Linked DNA regions of Homo sapiens: region 2 is linked to region 1. Evidence: read pairs that join two places in POLR2A ChIA-PET (ENCODE). Cell type or tissue: PC-9. All regions are shown on one strand. Links, peaks and the distances in the headings refer to the core of each region. The heading gives the core; the rest is flanking DNA.

Evidence for each region. ChIA-PET counts read pairs that join two places held together with the same protein. Peaks named below come from ENCODE experiments on the same cell type or tissue, not always from the same donor. Only the 100,000 strongest peaks of a DNase experiment are listed, where the experiment ranks them.
Region 2: POLR2A ChIA-PET joins it to region 1 with 10 read pairs; 4 of 35 experiments call an interaction of 5 or more read pairs at or near these places.

Annotation. Positions count from the first base shown.
Region 1 is chr1:45,508,838-45,517,165 of GRCh38, reverse strand. It overlaps MMACHC (metabolism of cobalamin associated C), which reads right to left. Exons shown (of 4, transcript NM_015506.3): 4 at 3,784-8,328. The coding sequence ends at 7,951. PRDX1 (peroxiredoxin 1) reads left to right here. Exons shown (of 6, transcript NM_181697.3): 3 at 1,359-1,512; 4 at 2,171-2,293; 5 at 2,529-2,659; 6 at 5,752-6,115. The coding sequence ends at 5,837. Among named protein-coding and RNA genes, the nearest start is that of PRDX1, 8.9 kb to the left of the region's middle. RefSeq lists an enhancer at 8,112-8,201. In PC-9, for the core only: CTCF peaks have their summits at 4,219 and 4,419 (motif pointing left); DNase peaks (open chromatin) are centred at 515 and 4,385; H3K27ac peaks cover 2,863 bases.
Region 2 is chr1:46,328,593-46,336,920 of GRCh38, reverse strand. No RefSeq gene overlaps it. Among named protein-coding and RNA genes, the nearest start is that of NSUN4, 8.0 kb to the left of the region's middle. RefSeq lists a silencer at 2,932-2,981 and enhancers at 4,517-5,246, 5,977-6,705, 6,706-7,435, 7,436-8,164. In PC-9, for the core only: CTCF peaks have their summits at 3,038 and 3,237 (motif pointing left); a DNase peak (open chromatin) is centred at 3,190.

The sequences.
Region 1 (8,328 bases), core at 329-8,328:
CCCTCCAGAGCTTGACCTGCTGAGGCCCCAAAGTGCTTGTTAGGCAAAGCTGGAAGGGTTGTTTAGATGAGTTAGTTTCCAGTGATACTGCAAAGTGGTAAATGTCAAAAAGGGCTGCTTGTTTGGCTTTTTTTTTTTTTTTTTGAGGTGGAATTTTGATCTTGTCGCACAGGCTGTAGTGCAGTGGCATGATCTCAGGTCACTGCGACCTCCATCTCCCCGGTTCAAGTGATTCTCCTGGCTCAGCCTCCCCAGTAGCTGAGATTTCAGGCCCCCGCTGTCACACCCAGCTAATTTTTGTATTTTTAGTAGAGACATGTTTTACCATGTTGGTCAGCCTGGTCTTGAACTCCTGACCTCAGGTGATCCACCCGCCTCGGCCTCCCAAACTGCCTCCCAAACTGCTGGGATTACAGACGTCAGCCACCATGCCACCACACCCAGCCTGTTTGACTTTTCAAACATTGCTGCTACCTGGAAATGAGTGAATATTTGGAATTGTTCTAGTATTTAAGCCTGGTGGGTGTGGCGAGAAGGCTGCCTGGCCAGTTTGAAGATCTGTTATTTCAGTGGTTAATCCCAGTGACTTCATTAAAATTGCAGCTAGAAGTTCTGTTACTCACTAGTACTTTTGTCTTTTCTGTCTCTCTCTGTCTCCCTCTTTCTCTCTCTCTCTCTGTGTATATGTATATATATATTTCTGTTGTTTTGAGACAGTCTTGCTGTGTTGCCCAGGCTGGCCTCAAACTCCTGGGGTCAAGGGATCCTCCCACCTCAGCCTCCCAAGTAGCTGGGACTACAGACACGCACCACTGTGCCTGGCTTAAAATTTTTCCTGTCCTGTCAGGCACGTTAGGAACACATGTGATCACTTAAACCATGCTTGTTCCATTACTATGGTTCATCACGGGAGAAGTGCAAAGGCTGTGACTTCTTATTGGTGTCTTATCTCTACAGCAGAGGAGTACTGCAATTCAGCTTTCTCTGGGTATTGTTAAGCATTGGCATTAGGCCATGCTTATAAGTGCATCCTTGCTTTTGCTATCTTTGGAGAACTTGGTGTTTATGTTAATTTTAGCCACTCAGAAAAGATCAAAATTAGACTGAACAGTGTTTACTCTGTATTGGTAGCTATGACATGGAGGCAGGAGAATAAAGTATGGGATTGGAAGTTTTTTTCATTCAGGTATTCCTAATGCACCAGGTTCTAAAAGTAGCTTCTAGGAGACATCTGTATTGAGCATCTTGGCAGTTAGTGGTTATTGTGTCAGCCATCAACTTGCTTCTTTTTGTATAGGAAAATATAAAGCAAGGAAGTCTGTGTCAAATGCTAACCATGACTCCGATTTTCCCCCCAGGAAAATATGTTGTGTTCTTCTTTTACCCTCTTGACTTCACCTTTGTGTGCCCCACGGAGATCATTGCTTTCAGTGATAGGGCAGAAGAATTTAAGAAACTCAACTGCCAAGTGATTGGTGCTTCTGTGGATTCTCACTTCTGTCATCTAGCATGGTAAATCTCTTGGTCTATTTGGCATGTGAACTTTTTTTTTTTTTTTTTTTTTTTTGAGATGGAGTCTTGCTTTGTCGCCCAGGCTGGAGTGCAGTGGTGTGATCTCCGCTCACTTCAAGCTCTGCCTCCCAGTTTCACGCCATTCTCCTGCCTCAGCCTCCTGAGTAGCTGGGACTACAGGCGCCTGCCACCATACCTGGCTAATTTTTTGTATTTTCAGTAGAGACGGTGTTTCACCGTGTTAGTCAGGATGTTCTTGATCTCCTGACCTCGTGATCTGCCCACCTCAGCCTCCCAAAGTGCTGGGATTACAGGTGTGAGCCACTGCACCTGGCTGGCATGTGAACTTTTAAAACAGCAACTGGGAAGCTTTGGCAATAGACTTTCAAGTATTGCCTTCTCATTGAAGGGAGTGCAAAGTCTGACTTTCTCTTATTGCTCTCATGACCTGGCAGCAGAGAAGAAGCAGCTTCAATTGCAGTTGAGTGTACCCTAGTGACCTACCTTAACTGTTCTCAGCATTCACTTTATTGCTGGAAAACGGAAAAAAAACAGTCTTTTTGGAAAGTTAGATTAGGAATATGGGAAAGGGGAAAGAGGAATGCGTACAGTCAAGTCAAGAGTTTGAATGTAACTGTATGTTTGCCTTTTGCCATAGGGTCAATACACCTAAGAAACAAGGAGGACTGGGACCCATGAACATTCCTTTGGTATCAGACCCGAAGCGCACCATTGCTCAGGATTATGGGGTCTTAAAGGCTGATGAAGGCATCTCGTTCAGGTATGTCATCAGGACAAGTATCCAGTTGGCTGAAAGCCTTTTATTTGGAGAGATCTAGAGCCCTGATCTGTAGAGACTCCTTGTCATTTCATTCCTTTATGCAGGGGCCTCCTCACTAAGGCCAGGCCAGTAGGAGTGTGGAGACCAGTCCATTTCCTTCAGGCTTCAAGCCTCTGTATTCTAACAAAGCACATCTCTAAACCTGTATTGCTTTTCCTTTCATCTCTTTTCCCAGGGGCCTTTTTATCATTGATGATAAGGGTATTCTTCGGCAGATCACTGTAAATGACCTCCCTGTTGGCCGCTCTGTGGATGAGACTTTGAGACTAGTTCAGGCCTTCCAGTTCACTGACAAACATGGGGAAGGTAAGCCATCTGTCTGATAACAGGACAACAGAGTGGTGGTATGAAGGGGTGGGTTGCCCCTTCACACCTGTGGGTGTTTCTCGTTAGGTGGAATGAGAGACTTGGAAAAAGACACGTAGACAAAGTATAGAGAAAGAAATAAGGGGGCCCAGGGGACCAGTGTTCAGCATACAGAGGATCCCGCCGGCCTCTGAGTTCCCTTAGTATTTATTGATCATTCTTGGGTGTTTCTCGGAGAGGGGGATGTGGCAGGGTCATAGGATAATAGTGGAGAGAAGGTCAGCAGATAAACACGTGAACAAAGGTCTCTGCATCATGAACAAGGTAAAGAATTAAGTGCTGTGCTTTAGATGTGCATACACATAAACATCTCAATGCCTTAAAGAGCAGTATTGCTGCCCGCATGTCCCACCTCCACCCCTGAGGCGGTTTTCCCCTGTCTCAGTAGATGGAACATACAATTGGGTTTTACACTGAGACATTCCATTGCCCAGGGACTGGCTGGAGACAGATGCCTTCCTCTTGTCTCAACTGCAAAGAGGCGTTCCTTCCTCTTTTACTAATCCTCCTTAGCACAGGGTGTCAGGCTGGGGGACCCCGGTCAGGTCTTTCCCTTCCCACGAGGCCATATTTCAGACTATCACATGGGGAGAAACCTTGGACAATACCTGGGTTTCCTAGGCAGAGGTCCCTGTGGCCTTCCGCAGTGTTTGTGTCCCCGGATACTTGAGATTAGGGAGTGGTGATGACTCTTAAAACGAGCATGCTGCCTTCAAGCATTTGTTTTAACAAAGCATATCTTGCACAGCCCTTAATCCATTTAACCCTGAGTTGACACAGCACATGTTTCAGGGAGCACAGGGTTGGGGATAAGGTTACAGATTAACAGCATCTCAAGGCAGAAGAATTTTTCTTAGTACAGAACAAAATGGAGTCTCCTCTGTCTACTTCTTTCTACACAGAGACAGTAACAATCTGATCTCTCTTTTCCCCACAGTGGTAGAATGGGAAAGATAGTAGGAACAGAAGCTACCAAATAAGAAAATGGGTATCTCTCTTCATAAATTGAAGCCCCTGGATTACAGTGTGTTGTGAGGGTGAGGGTAATGGAAAAGCTTGGGAAGGAGAATATAAAGGCTTTTTATTCAAAGTATACATACTCCTCTCTTCTGTCCTGCTCATTTAGAATCAGTCACTCCCAAAGATCTAACTTACTGAATGTAGGATGATCTCACAGATGTATTAGGGCAAAACAAAATGGTTGGGAATCACCTCTAGAGATAAAGCATGCCATTTTTTAAATAACTTTATTGAGAGAAGAGGTTAATCCATATAGTTCATATTTTTATTTATTTATTTATTTTTTGCAAGATGGAGTCTTGCTCTGTTGCCCAGGCTGGAGTGCAGTGGCGCAGTCTTGGCTCACTGCAACCTCCGCCTCCCCTGAGCCATTGCGCCCAGCCCAGACTAGCTTTCTAAGGCCTATTTCAGCTCTGATCTTGTAATTTAAAGGAAATGAAGTTATTAGAGTCTGGATTAGTGGTGTATGTTTGGGAAGACCCAAAGGTGCTAGCTTGGCTAGCACCAAGTAATCTTTTTACAGGGATTAGAGTCTGATTATATAGGGATCAGTGAGCACTGATAACCAAGAGGTACCCTTTGCAGAAGGATGTGTGGGCAGTTAGCCTGGACAGATGACACATGGCTCAGCTGACACCTGCTGAGACTGCCCCCTTGTGGGAGATGAGGTTCAGCATTAAGAAGGAGGCAGCAGTGGCAAAGTAGGCCCTTTAACTGGACTTTCCTAGGAACCTACATATAGGTTAGTCTCCTGAACCCAGGCTTTCATAACTCAGAAGCTTGCTTCTTCAGACTCTGTTGGTCTCTGCTGCTTCCCATCCCACTGGAACATGTACAGCCTCTTAAATAGGTACCATTTAAGAGCCAATGAATGCCAAACACTTTTTTTTTTTGAGACAGAGTCTTGTTTTGTCGCCCAGACTGGAGTGCAGTGGTGTGATCTCAGCTCACTGCAGCCTCCACCTCCTGGGTTCAAGTGATTCTCTTGCCTCAGCCTCCTGAGTAGCTAGGACTACAGGGGTCCACCACCACGCCCCACTATTTTTGTATAGTCCCAGCTACTCGGGAGGCTGAGGCAGGAGAATGGCATGAACCCCGGAGGTGGAGCTTGCAGTGAGCTGAGATCGCGCCACTGCACTCCAGCCTGGGCGACAATGTGAGACTGTCTCAAAAATTAGCCAGGTGTGGTGGTGGGCGCCTGTAATCCTAGCTATTTGGGAGGCTGATGCAGGAGAATCGCTTGAACCCGGGAGACCGAGGTTGCAGTGAGACGGAGGTGGAGATTGCGCCACCGTACTCCAGCCTGGGCAACAGAGGGAGACTCCATCTCAAAAAAAAAAAAAAAAAAAAAAAAAAAGAAAAATAAGAGATTAGTCCCCTTGCCTCATTTTCTTCAGGCTAGCCTGAGGCACATTCTTAGGCATTGTCAGGAAAAGGTTGAAGGCTGTGCTTTCTGTATAAATCTATGAAAAATTTCAAACTCTGCCTTTTGCTTACCAAGGGGTAGATGGCAGTTACTTAATGAAACAAGCGGGGGCTTCTGTTAAGTTCTTGATCCTTTATAAGGTTCAGGCTATCCAGTTTGGTAGAGTTAGAAGAATGCTGAGAAGGCAGACTGAGTTTGCTGTCTTCAGAGCTCTGAAGGGCTGTCAGAAACAGTTTAGTGTTAAGGGTTTACATAGTCCTATGTGTGTCGTTTATTTAGCTTTTTTTTCCCCTTAAGGATTAGAGAGTGTTGGCAAATTATTTAAACTTTGCCTTTTTTTGTGGAAAATTTAAATTTCAAGTGCTACATGAATAAATTAGGCATGATAGTATCTTAAGGCTGTGGTGATGATTATATGTTTGTAAAATGGTTAGCTCATACTAAAAGGGTGAATGATCTAAGACTGATTGCAGGGGTAGGTTTCCTGGTATCTGAGTGTTCAGGTGCAGAACTGGTTTTGTCCATAGGAGAATGGTGGTGCATACCATTGAGAAGGTTATTAATTAGTGGTGCCTTTCTCTTGCAGTGTGCCCAGCTGGCTGGAAACCTGGCAGTGATACCATCAAGCCTGATGTCCAAAAGAGCAAAGAATATTTCTCCAAGCAGAAGTGAGCGCTGGGCTGTTTTAGTGCCAGGCTGCGGTGGGCAGCCATGAGAACAAAACCTCTTCTGTATTTTTTTTTTCCATTAGTAAAACACAAGACTTCAGATTCAGCCGAATTGTGGTGTCTTACAAGGCAGGCCTTTCCTACAGGGGGTGGAGAGACCAGCCTTTCTTCCTTTGGTAGGAATGGCCTGAGTTGGCGTTGTGGGCAGGCTACTGGTTTGTATGATGTATTAGTAGAGCAACCCATTAATCTTTTGTAGTTTGTATTAAACTTGAACTGAGACCTTGATGAGTCTTTATTTTAGGAAGCATATTATTAGCTTTTGATTTTAAGAGGAATTTACTCCTTGCTTTCCCTGTTTTGGGGAAAATGAGGAGAGCTGCCTCCAAATCAGGGAATTATATTGACACAGGTAGATATAGGGAATGGAACTGAATGAACCCAAGGTGTTACATTTTGTTTCACTACACATGAGGGAGAAGAATAAGCCCTGCTATAGTGTTGGCCAGAGCACTGCGACTGACGCCACAGGCTGGGTTACCAGTTAAAGTCTCAGTGTGACTACTTGGACACCTATTTTTGTTTAGACACACTATTCAAAGGGCTGCATGGGAACCAGAAGCTTGGCCTCTTCTGATAAATGCCTGGTACCTGCTATGTAAAAGAGCTGGAGGTTTCTGTTCTTTTTGAACTGACAGAGGAAAGAGGAAGACAAGGCTGGTGGCCTTGGGTAGGGCTTTCGTAGTTGCACAGTACTGGGCAATTCTTAGCCTTCCCTTGGTTCTAGCCTTGATTAGAGATAGTCTTTTTTAGTGTCATTATGTTGCCCAGAGTGGTTCTGAATTCCTTGCCTCAGGCGGTCCTCCGCCTCAGCCTCCCAAAATGGTGGGATTACAGGTGAGCGCCACAGTGCCTGGCCAAAGCTCGTTTTGATCCTCATTCATATGTCATTGTCCTCAGAGAGGCTGTCAGCTGGGAAAAGTTATTCTCCTGGGCCCTTGAGGCCAAGGTAGATTCAGAACTGAGGATACTTCTGTGTATCATGTGATACCATTCCAGCCACTTGTCTTCCTCAGCTACTCCCACCTGCCCACCCCTCTAGAACCGACTACACCCATGAGCAGCAGTACAGAATTCCCAGGGCCTTTGGTAATGGCCAACATACTGCTTACTATATATGCCAGGTATTTTTCCAAAGTGCCTTACACGTGTTTATTCAGTCCCTACCTGAGGTAGGTACTTTTTTTTTTTTTTTTGAGACAGAGTCTCACACTGTCACCCAGGCTAGAGTGCAGCCATGCAATCTCGGCTCACTGCAATCTCTGCCTCCCTGGTTCAAATGATTCTACTGCCTCAGCCTCCTGAGTAGCTGGGACTACAGGCCTGCGCTACCATGCCCGGCTAACTTTGCATTTTTAGTAGAGACGGGGTTTCACTGTATTGGCCAGGCTGGTCTCAAACTCGACCTCATGATCCACCTGCCTCGGCCTCCCAGAGTGCTGGGATTACAGGCGGGAGCCACCACACCCTGCTGGTAGGTACTCTTTAGAGGATATTTGCCCCTTAGGCCCTGTAACAACATCTTGGGGAACTGCTTAGAAATGGGAACAGATAGAGTCTTGGCTGGGTGCGGTGGCTCATTCCTGTAATCCCAGGACTTTGGGAGGCCAAGATGGGTGGATCACGAGGTCAGGAGTTAAAGACCAGCCTGGCCAATATGATGAAACCCCATCTCTACTAAAAATACAAAAAATTAGCCAGGTGTAGTGGCAGGCACCTGTCATCCCAGCTACTCAGGAGGCTGAGGCAGATAATTGCTTGAACCCAGGAGGCAGAGGTTGCAGTGAGTAGAGACTGTGCCACTGCACTCCAGCCTAGGTGACAGAGTAAGACTCTGTCTAAAAAAAAAAAAAAAACTCATTTGAAGGCAGATGGGAATTCTGGTTCCCTGGCCTTTATCTTGGCCAAACCTAACTTCCTTGAGCCTTGTTATCTTCATGGAAGATCTCTACTATATTATCAAAAATAGTAATCTTGTACTCAAAACCTTTTGCTTTGCCAAAGCCAATTAAGTCCTAGCAAGTACCACCATAAATCAGGGTCCACATGGGAGAAAATCAAGGGCCAGGGGATGCAGGTGGTGAGACCCTGGGGCTGAGCCAGCTCCGGGCTCTGCTGGGATTCCCAGGCTTCTTGGGGGCGGGTGTGGTAAAGGGAAGGTCCGGGGAGGGAGAACTAGGCTTCTCTGAGGGCTGAGCCAAGCCCAATAGGGCCAATCGTTGGGCAGGTGGAGTGGAGAAGTAGGCCTTCTGCTCTTCTGAGTAGCGCTCCTGGGGTGTCACAGCATCCCGGTAAGTCCAATCACGCCAGTGGAAATTGAAGCCTTCGAGTAGGGCGATACGGTCAGCTCTTGTAGGTACACAGTCATGAGGTTTTCTGGGTGGCAGATCTGGCACCTCTATCCCTGGCAGCAGCACTACCCCTCGGATGGCAAA
Region 2 (8,328 bases), core at 172-8,171, 820 kb before region 1:
TTATGAAGGGATTGGGATATCCATCACCTCAAACACAAACATTTATCTTTGTGTTGGGATCATTATAATTCTTCTAGATATTTTAAAATATACACTAAATTATTTATAATTATAATTTCCCTACTTTACTATCAAATACTAGAATTTATTCCTTCTCTCTAACCATATTTTTGTACCTATTAACCAACTTCTCAATTTCTTTTTTTTTTTTCTTTTTTTGAGGAGTCTCGCTCTGTCGCCCAGGCTGGAGTGCAGTGGTGCCATCTCGGCTCGCTGCAAGCTCCACCTCCTGGGTTCACACCATTCTCCTGCCTCAGCCTCCCAAGTAGCTGGGACTACAGGTGCCCACCACCACGCCTGGCTAATTTTTTATATTTTTTAGTAGAGACAGGGTTTCACCATGTTAGCCAGGATGGTGTTGATCTCCTGACCTCAGGTGATCCGCCTGCCTCGGCCTCCCAAAGTGCTGGGATTACAGGCATGAGCCACTGCGCCTGGCCTTTTTTTTTTTTTTTTTTTTGTGACGGAGTTTCCTTCTTGTTGCCCAGGCTGGAGTGCAATGGCACATCTTGGCTCATCACAACCTCCGCCTCCCAGGTTCAAGCAATTCTCCTGCCTCAGCCTCCCGAGCAGCTGGGATTACGGGCATGTGCCACCACATCCGGCTAATTTTGTATTTTGAGTAGAGACGAGGTTTTCTCCATATTGGTCAGGCTGGTCTCAAACTCCTGACCTCAGGTGATCTGCCTGCCCCAGCCTCCCAAAGTGCTGGGATTACAGGCATGAGCCACCGTGCCTGGCTCAATTGCTTTAATGATATAGGGCAGTGGTGATTTTATCCCTCCCTTGGGGGACATGTGGTAACATCTGGAGACATTTGGGGTTGTTACAACTGGGTGGTCATTCTGGCATCTAGTCAGTAGAGGCCAGGGATACTGCTCAGTACCCTGCAATACACAGGACAGCCCTTCCCCACAACAATTATCCAACCTAAATATCAACAGTGCTGAGGTTGAGAAACCCTAATATAGAGCTATTTGAACTTTCTAATTCTTCTTGCATTGGTTTTGACAATTTGAATCTTTTTTTTTTCTTTTTTTGAGACAGAGTCTTACTCTGTCACCCAGGCTGGAGTGCAGTGGTGCAATCTCAGCTCACTGCAACCTACACCTCCCAGGTTCGAGATTCTTGTGCCTCAGCCTCCTGAGTAGCTGGGATTACAGGTACGCACCACCATACCCGGCTAATTTTTGTATTTTTAGTAGAGACGGGGTTTCACCATATTGCCCAGGCTGGTCTCTAACTTTCAACCTCAGGTGATCCCCCTGCCTCAGCCTCCCAAAGTGCTGGAATTACAGGCATGAGCCACCAAGCCCAGCCCCAACAATTTTAGTCTTTTAAAGAATGTGTCCATTTCATCTAAGGTATTGATTGTCTTCATATAAAGTGTTTCAGAATATTCCATTATTATCCTTTTAATGTCTATAGTATGGGGCGGCAAACTACAGCCACAAGCCAAATTCATCCTGCAGCCTGTTTTTGAAATATAAATACATAATTTTTATGGCTCCTTTACCACTGCAATAGAGTTAAGTAGTTGCTCCACAGATCATGTGTGGCCCACAAAGCCAAACATGCTCCCTGAATCTTTACAGAAAAAGCTTGCTGACCTTTGGTTTATAGGATCCTTAGTGATGTCCCCTATTACTGATATTGGCAATTTGTGTCTTCCCTCTTTTGTACCTTATCAGGCTAATGAGATGTTTATATATTTTATTGAACTTTTCAAAGGACTAGCTTTCGGTTTTGTTGTTTTCCTCCGTTTCTTTTATATGTAATTGATTTCCACTCTTATATTTATAGTTGATTTCTTTCTACCTTAGTTCTGTTGTCAAACTAAATAAAAGAGATTATCCAAATATAATCAATTAATTCAGGAGTAAGCATTGCAATGTGGAATATGGTACCATATTAACCTACGGGCATATGAGGAGGTAAAGGAAAACAAGAGTTGTTTTTTGTTTTTTAATTTTTTTTGAGACAGGGTCTCATTGTGTTGCCCAGGCTGGAGCGCAGTTGCACAGTCATGGCTCACTGCAGCCTCAACCTCCCAGGCTCAATCAATCCTCCTGCCTCAGCCTCCCAAGTAGCTGGGACTACTACTGGCACAAGCCACCACACCTGGCTAATTTTCATATTTTTTGTAGAGATGAGGTTTCACCATTTTACCCAGGCTGGTCTCAAACTCCTGGGCTCAAGGGACCGCCTGCCTTGGCCACTCAAAGAGTTGGGATTACAGGCATGAACCACTATGCCTGACCTGAAAAAAAAAGCAGGGGGGGCGGGGGTTAAAGGAAAAGTGAGAATCGTTACACATAGTAAGTTGTTTTGGAACAATTATCCCTTGCTACAAGAATTAGTAACAAGGGTTAGTCAATAACAAGCATCAGTCCAAGGTTGGACAGGCAGTTACTGGGCAGATGTTTTCACAGTAGTATTTTGTGTAAGGTTGTGATGGTTTTTGTGCAGGGCTGTGGTTTAGATGCAGACAGGCAGGCGAGCCCCAAAACTGGGGCTTAGTCTGGGAAGGATCTTGGCTTTGCCCAGGAAAGAATTTAAGGGTGAGCCGGTGGTGTTAAACAGCAATTTTTTTTTGAGTCAGGGTCTCACTCTGCCACCCAGGCTAGAGTGCAGTGGTGCAATCCCAATTCACTGCAGTCTCAACCTACTGGGCTCAAACAAGCTTCCCACCTCAGCTACCCAAGTAGCTGGGACCACAGGTGCCCACCACCATGACCAGCTAATTTTTGTATTTTTTGTAGAGACAAGATCTCATTATGTTGCCCAGGCTGGTCTCAAGCTCCTGAGCTCAAGCAATCTTCCTGCCTCAGCCTCCCCAAGTGCTGTTATTGGAGGCATCAGCCACCATGAGTGGTCAAACAGCAATTTTTATTGAACTGGAGCTACTCCTTGTAGAGTAGAGACAACTCATAGGCAGTGTGCCCAGAGCCGCTCTTGTCCTGTTAGCAACTGTATTTATAGCCACTTACACCCACTTTTAATTAGATGCAAATTAAGAAGCAGGCTAATGCAAATTGAGGGGCAGGTTATTCCTAACTTTCTAGGAAAGGGGCAGTAACTTCCTGGTCATTGCCATAGCATCTGTAAATATGCCCCAGAGGAAGTATCTTATGCTAATGACCAGTGAGGGTAGCTAGGGATGGTTTTTGTTGCCATCTGCTGGTTCCTGCCGGTTTCTTCATTTTATCTAAGCGGCACCTTGGGAGCTGGAAATAATTCCTGCCAGTCCCCTACTTCATTCCCCCTCAGAGATTAGATACTCCTCCTTAATCTTAAAGGGGCGGCCAGGTGTGGTGGCTTAGGCCTGTAATCCCAGCACTTTGGGAGGCCAAAGCAGGTAGATCACTTGAGGCCGGGGGTTCGAGACCAGCCTGGCCATCATAATGAAACCCCATCTGTATTAAAAATACAAAAATTAGCTGGGCGTGGGGCACAGGCCTGTGGTCCAGGCTACTCAGGAGGCTGAGGCAGGAGAATCATTTGAACTCGGGAGGAGGTTGCAGTGGGCCAAGATAGCACCACTGCGCTCCAGCCTGGGGGACAGAGTGAGACTCTCTCTTTAAAAAGACCTTAAATGGGCTGCAGAAGGGAAGAGGGCCATCTTCTGTAGCTGTTTTCTGCTAATTTTATGGTCATAGGCCCTGCCTAGCATTGGAGGAGTGACAATCTCTGGATACCTAATCTGATGGGTCTAATAGCTGCTTGTTTTTATTTTCTAAGTCAGAAGATGGGATGGGTTAGAAGTCTTGTGCCAGCATTGTTTTCATGTGGAATTATTGTAGTCTAGAAGACACAAATGTTACTAGGAGGTTAAACAAGCAAGGGCCAAAAATTAGTAATAATAGAATCGCTATTTAAAAGTCTTAGGAAAGGTAAAAACCAGGTGAGAATAACAAATATAGTTTAATACTGCACATACTCAGCCTTGTAATATTATTTAGTTTTGTGTTTGTGAAATAACAACTTTTTTTTTTTTTGAGACGGAGTCTCGCTCTGTCCCCCAGGCTGGAGTGCAGTGGCGCGATCTCAGCTCACTGCAAGCTCCGCCTCCCGGGTTCACGCCATTCTCCTGCCTCAGCCTCCCGAGTAGCTGGGACTACAGGCGCCCGCCAACACGCCCAGCTAATTTTTTGTATTTTTAGTAGAGACGGGGTTTCACTGTGTTAGCCGGGATAGTCTCAATCTCCTGACCTCGTGATCCGCCCGTCTCGGCCTCCCAAAGTGCTGGGATTACAGGCATGAGCCACCGTGCCCGGCCACAACTTTAAGTCTTATAAGAGTTTGAGGGAAGAGAGAGAACTTCTCATATGGTTTTATATTGTTTTATACTCAGTACCTGTTTTAAGAAAAAAAAAAAAAAACAAGGAAGTAAAACCAAAGACAGGCAGCCCGGCGCCAGGCCCGAAACCAGGCCCTGGCCTGCCTGACCTAAACCCAGTAGTTAAAAATCAACTCATAACTTAAAAACCGATGTTATTCATAGATTCCAGACATTGTATAGAAGAACACTGTGAAACTCCCTGCCCTGTTCTGTTTCTCTCTGAGCACCGGTGCATGCAGCCCCTGTCACGTACTCCTTGCTTGCTCAAATCAATCACGACCCTTTCATGTGAAATCCTTAGAGTTGTGAGCCCTTAAAAGGGACAGGAATTGCTCACTCGGGGAGTTCGGATTTTAAGGCAGTAGCTTGCCGATGCTCCCAGATGAATAAAGCCCTTCCTTCTACAACTCGGTGTCTGAGAGGTTTTTGTCTGCGGCTTGTCCTGCTACATTTCTTGGTTCCCTGACCGGGAAGCGAGGTGACTGACGGCCGGCTTAAACCTGCCCTGTGGAGCGTCCCTGTGGGGGACTCCAGACAGCTTGAGTGACGCGATCCAAAGAGTGCTCCCGGGTAGGCAATTGCCCCAGTGGAACGCGTCGCCAGAGCAGCATGTAGCAGGCCCCCACAGAGGATTAACACAGTGGCTGAACACCAGGAAGGAACTGGCACTTGGAGTCCGGACATCTGAAACTTGGTAAGACTAGTCTTTGGAACTTGCCCCACTCCATCTGAGTGGAAGCATGGCCTGATCACCCATGGCGGGTCTGCATTGGCACTTTTGTTCTGGTTTTAACTTGACTTGAATTGCTGGATACTTTGGTTTTGGTTTTGACTTGTCTTGGATTTTTTGGTACTCGGATTTTGAATTTCGTGATTTTGGTTTGGTATAAACGGTAAAAGTGTATGTGTGCCCTTTTTACCTGTTCTTTGTCTTGTGGTGAGTGTGTGTGATGTGAGCATGGTATTTTGTATCAAAAAAAAAAAGCAGCATGGGTCAGGCAAATAAGCCCACCCCACTAGGAACTATGTTAAAAAGAGAATTTCAAGAGAGAATTTAAGGGAGATTACGGTGTTACTGTGGCACCAGGAAAACTTAAAACTTTGTGTGAAATAGACTGGACAGCATTAGAGGTGGGTTGGCCTGGACAGGTCCGTTGTTTCAAAGGTATGACAGAAGGCCACCTGTAAGCCAAGGCACCCAGACCAGTTTCTGTACATAGACAGTTACAGCTGGTTTTAGACCCCCTTCCCCCCCACAGCAGTCAAGAGAATAGCAGCATAATGGCCGGGCACGGTGGCTCAAACCTGTAATCCCAGCACTTTGGGAGGCCGAGGCGGGCGGATCACAAGGTCAGGAGATCGAGACCATCCTGGCTAACACGGTGAAACCCCGTCTCTACTAAAAATACAAAAAAAAAAAATTAGCTGGGCGTGGTGGCAGGCACCTGTAGTCCCAGCTGCTGGGGAGGCTGAGGCAGGAGAATGGCATGAACCTAGGAGGCGGAGCTTGCAGTGAGCTGAGATCGCACCACTGCACTCTAGCCCGGGCGACAGAGCAAGACTCCATCTCAAAAAAAAGAATAGCGGCATAAATGGCTGGCAGAGGCAAGGAAAGACCAGCAGAGAGAAAAAGAGGCCATCTATACCAATTCTAAGTTAATTTAGACTAAACAAGGTCTTATTAATAGCAAAGGATAATTGAAATCCCAAACTTACAAGGTTTTCAACAAAAGTGACGTTTGCTAAAAGTTAACAGTGTAACATGTATTATGGTAACTTCTAATCTTGTGGCCTTGGACAGTCTAGTCCAAAGACATAAGGAATGGTTATCTTCAAAAAAAGAAAAAAAAAGGGGGGCAGGCAAAATTTATGTAAAAAGAGTGTTATATGGTAAATTCTTGTCCTGAAATAAATTAACTGTTTGTTTAAAGAAAAAAAGTTTGTAATAAGTCAGAAAGTTGAGACATGTTGAAAAATTGTCTCCAAAAGTTGTAAACAAAAAATGAAGGGGTGGGTTGCCCCTCCACACCTTTGGGTGTTTCTTGTTAGGTGGAACGAGAGACTTGGAAAAGAAAAAGACATGGAGACAAAGTATAGAGAAAGAAATAAGGGGGCCCAGGGGACCAGCGTTCAGCATACGGAGGATCCCGCCGGACTCTAAGTTCCCTTAGTATTTATTGATCATTATTGGGTGTTTCTCTCTCAGAGAGGGGGATGTGGCAGGGTCATAGGATAATAGTGGAGAGAAGGTCAGCAGGTAAACACGTGAACAAAGCTCTCTGCATCATGAACAAGGTAAAGAATTAAGTGCTGTGCTTTAGATATGCATACACATAAACATCTCAATGCCTTAAAGAGCAGTATTGCCCACCGCATGTCCCACCTCCACCCCTGAGGCGGTTTTCCCCTATCTCAGTAGATGGAATATACAATTGGGTTTTACACTGAGACATTCCATTGCCCAGGGACGCGCAGGAGATAGATGCCTTCCTCTTGTCTCAACTGCAAAGAGGCATTCCTTCCTCTTTTACTAATTCTCCTCAGCACAGAACCTTTACGGGTGTCGGGCTGGGGGATGGTCAGGTCTTTCCCTTCCCACGAGGCCATATTTCAGACTATCACATGGGGAGAAACCTTGGACAATACCTGGCTTTCCTAGGCAGAGGTCCCTGAGGCCTTCTGCAGTGTTTGTGTCCCTGGGTACTTGAGATTAGGGAGTGGTGATGACTCTTAATGAGCATGCCGCCTTCAAGCATAAAAAATTGGTCAAACATAAAAAATTGGATAAATATGTCTACAAGGTTTTATTAAAATTAAGTTTAACATTAACAACACACTAATATAAAGGTAAAATTTAACTTATCTGGTATAAAAATCATACAAGAAACATTATTAAATATAAAATAATGTTTAGCTTTCTTTGGTCTAAAAACTAATAAAAATAGGTGCTAAAGGAAACATTCATTTTACTAGAGGACCATACAAGTTAAAGACTTAAAACAAACTTTGGCAATTAAGACGGCATACCAAGATGCAAATGCCTGGTTGAAATGGATCATATATTCCATCTGCACGTTAAACAAAAGCAATTGTTATGCTTGTGCACGTGGCAGGCCAGAGGCCCTGATTGTCCCCCTTCCACTAAGGTGGTCCTCCAGTCGACCAGGCGTGGGCTGCATGGTAGCTCTTTTCCAGGATTCTACAGCCTGGAGTGATAAGTCATGCCAAGCTCTCTCTGCTATATCCTGAAGTCCCTGCGGGTCAGCCCCGGAGGGCCATCCAACTTATGTCTCCCAACACTAAGTTCACTTCTTGTCTCTCATGGCAGGGAGGAGATTTAGCATTCCTTGGAGACCTGAAGGGATGCAGTGAGCTTAAGAATTTTCAAGAGCTTATCAATCAGTCAGCCTCTGTTCATCCCCGAGTGGATGTATGGTGGTATTGTGGTGGACCTTTACTGGGCACTCTGCTGAATAACTAGAGTGGCACTTGTGCTTTAGTCCATTTGGCTATCCCTTTTACCCTGGCATTTCATCAACCAGAGGAAAAAAAAAAAATAAGACATCATAAAGCGAGAGAAGCTCCTTATAGGTCTTTCAACTCTCACATCTATTTAGATGCAACTGGAGCCCCGCAAGGAATACCAGATCAATTTAAAGCTTGAAATCAAATAGTTACAGGATTTAAGTCAATATTTTGATAGATGACAGTCAATAAAAATGTAGATTAGAAAAACTACATCTATTACAATGAGCTTTACATGAGTTAAAAAAAAACTCCTTTTGGGCCCAGCCCTGAGGCTATCTGACCTGACAAAACTCTTTACACTCTATGTGTCAGAAAGAGAAAAAATGGCAGTTAGAGTTTTAACCCAGACTGTAGGGCCCTGGCCAAGGCCAGTGGCCTATCTCTCAAAGCAACTAGAC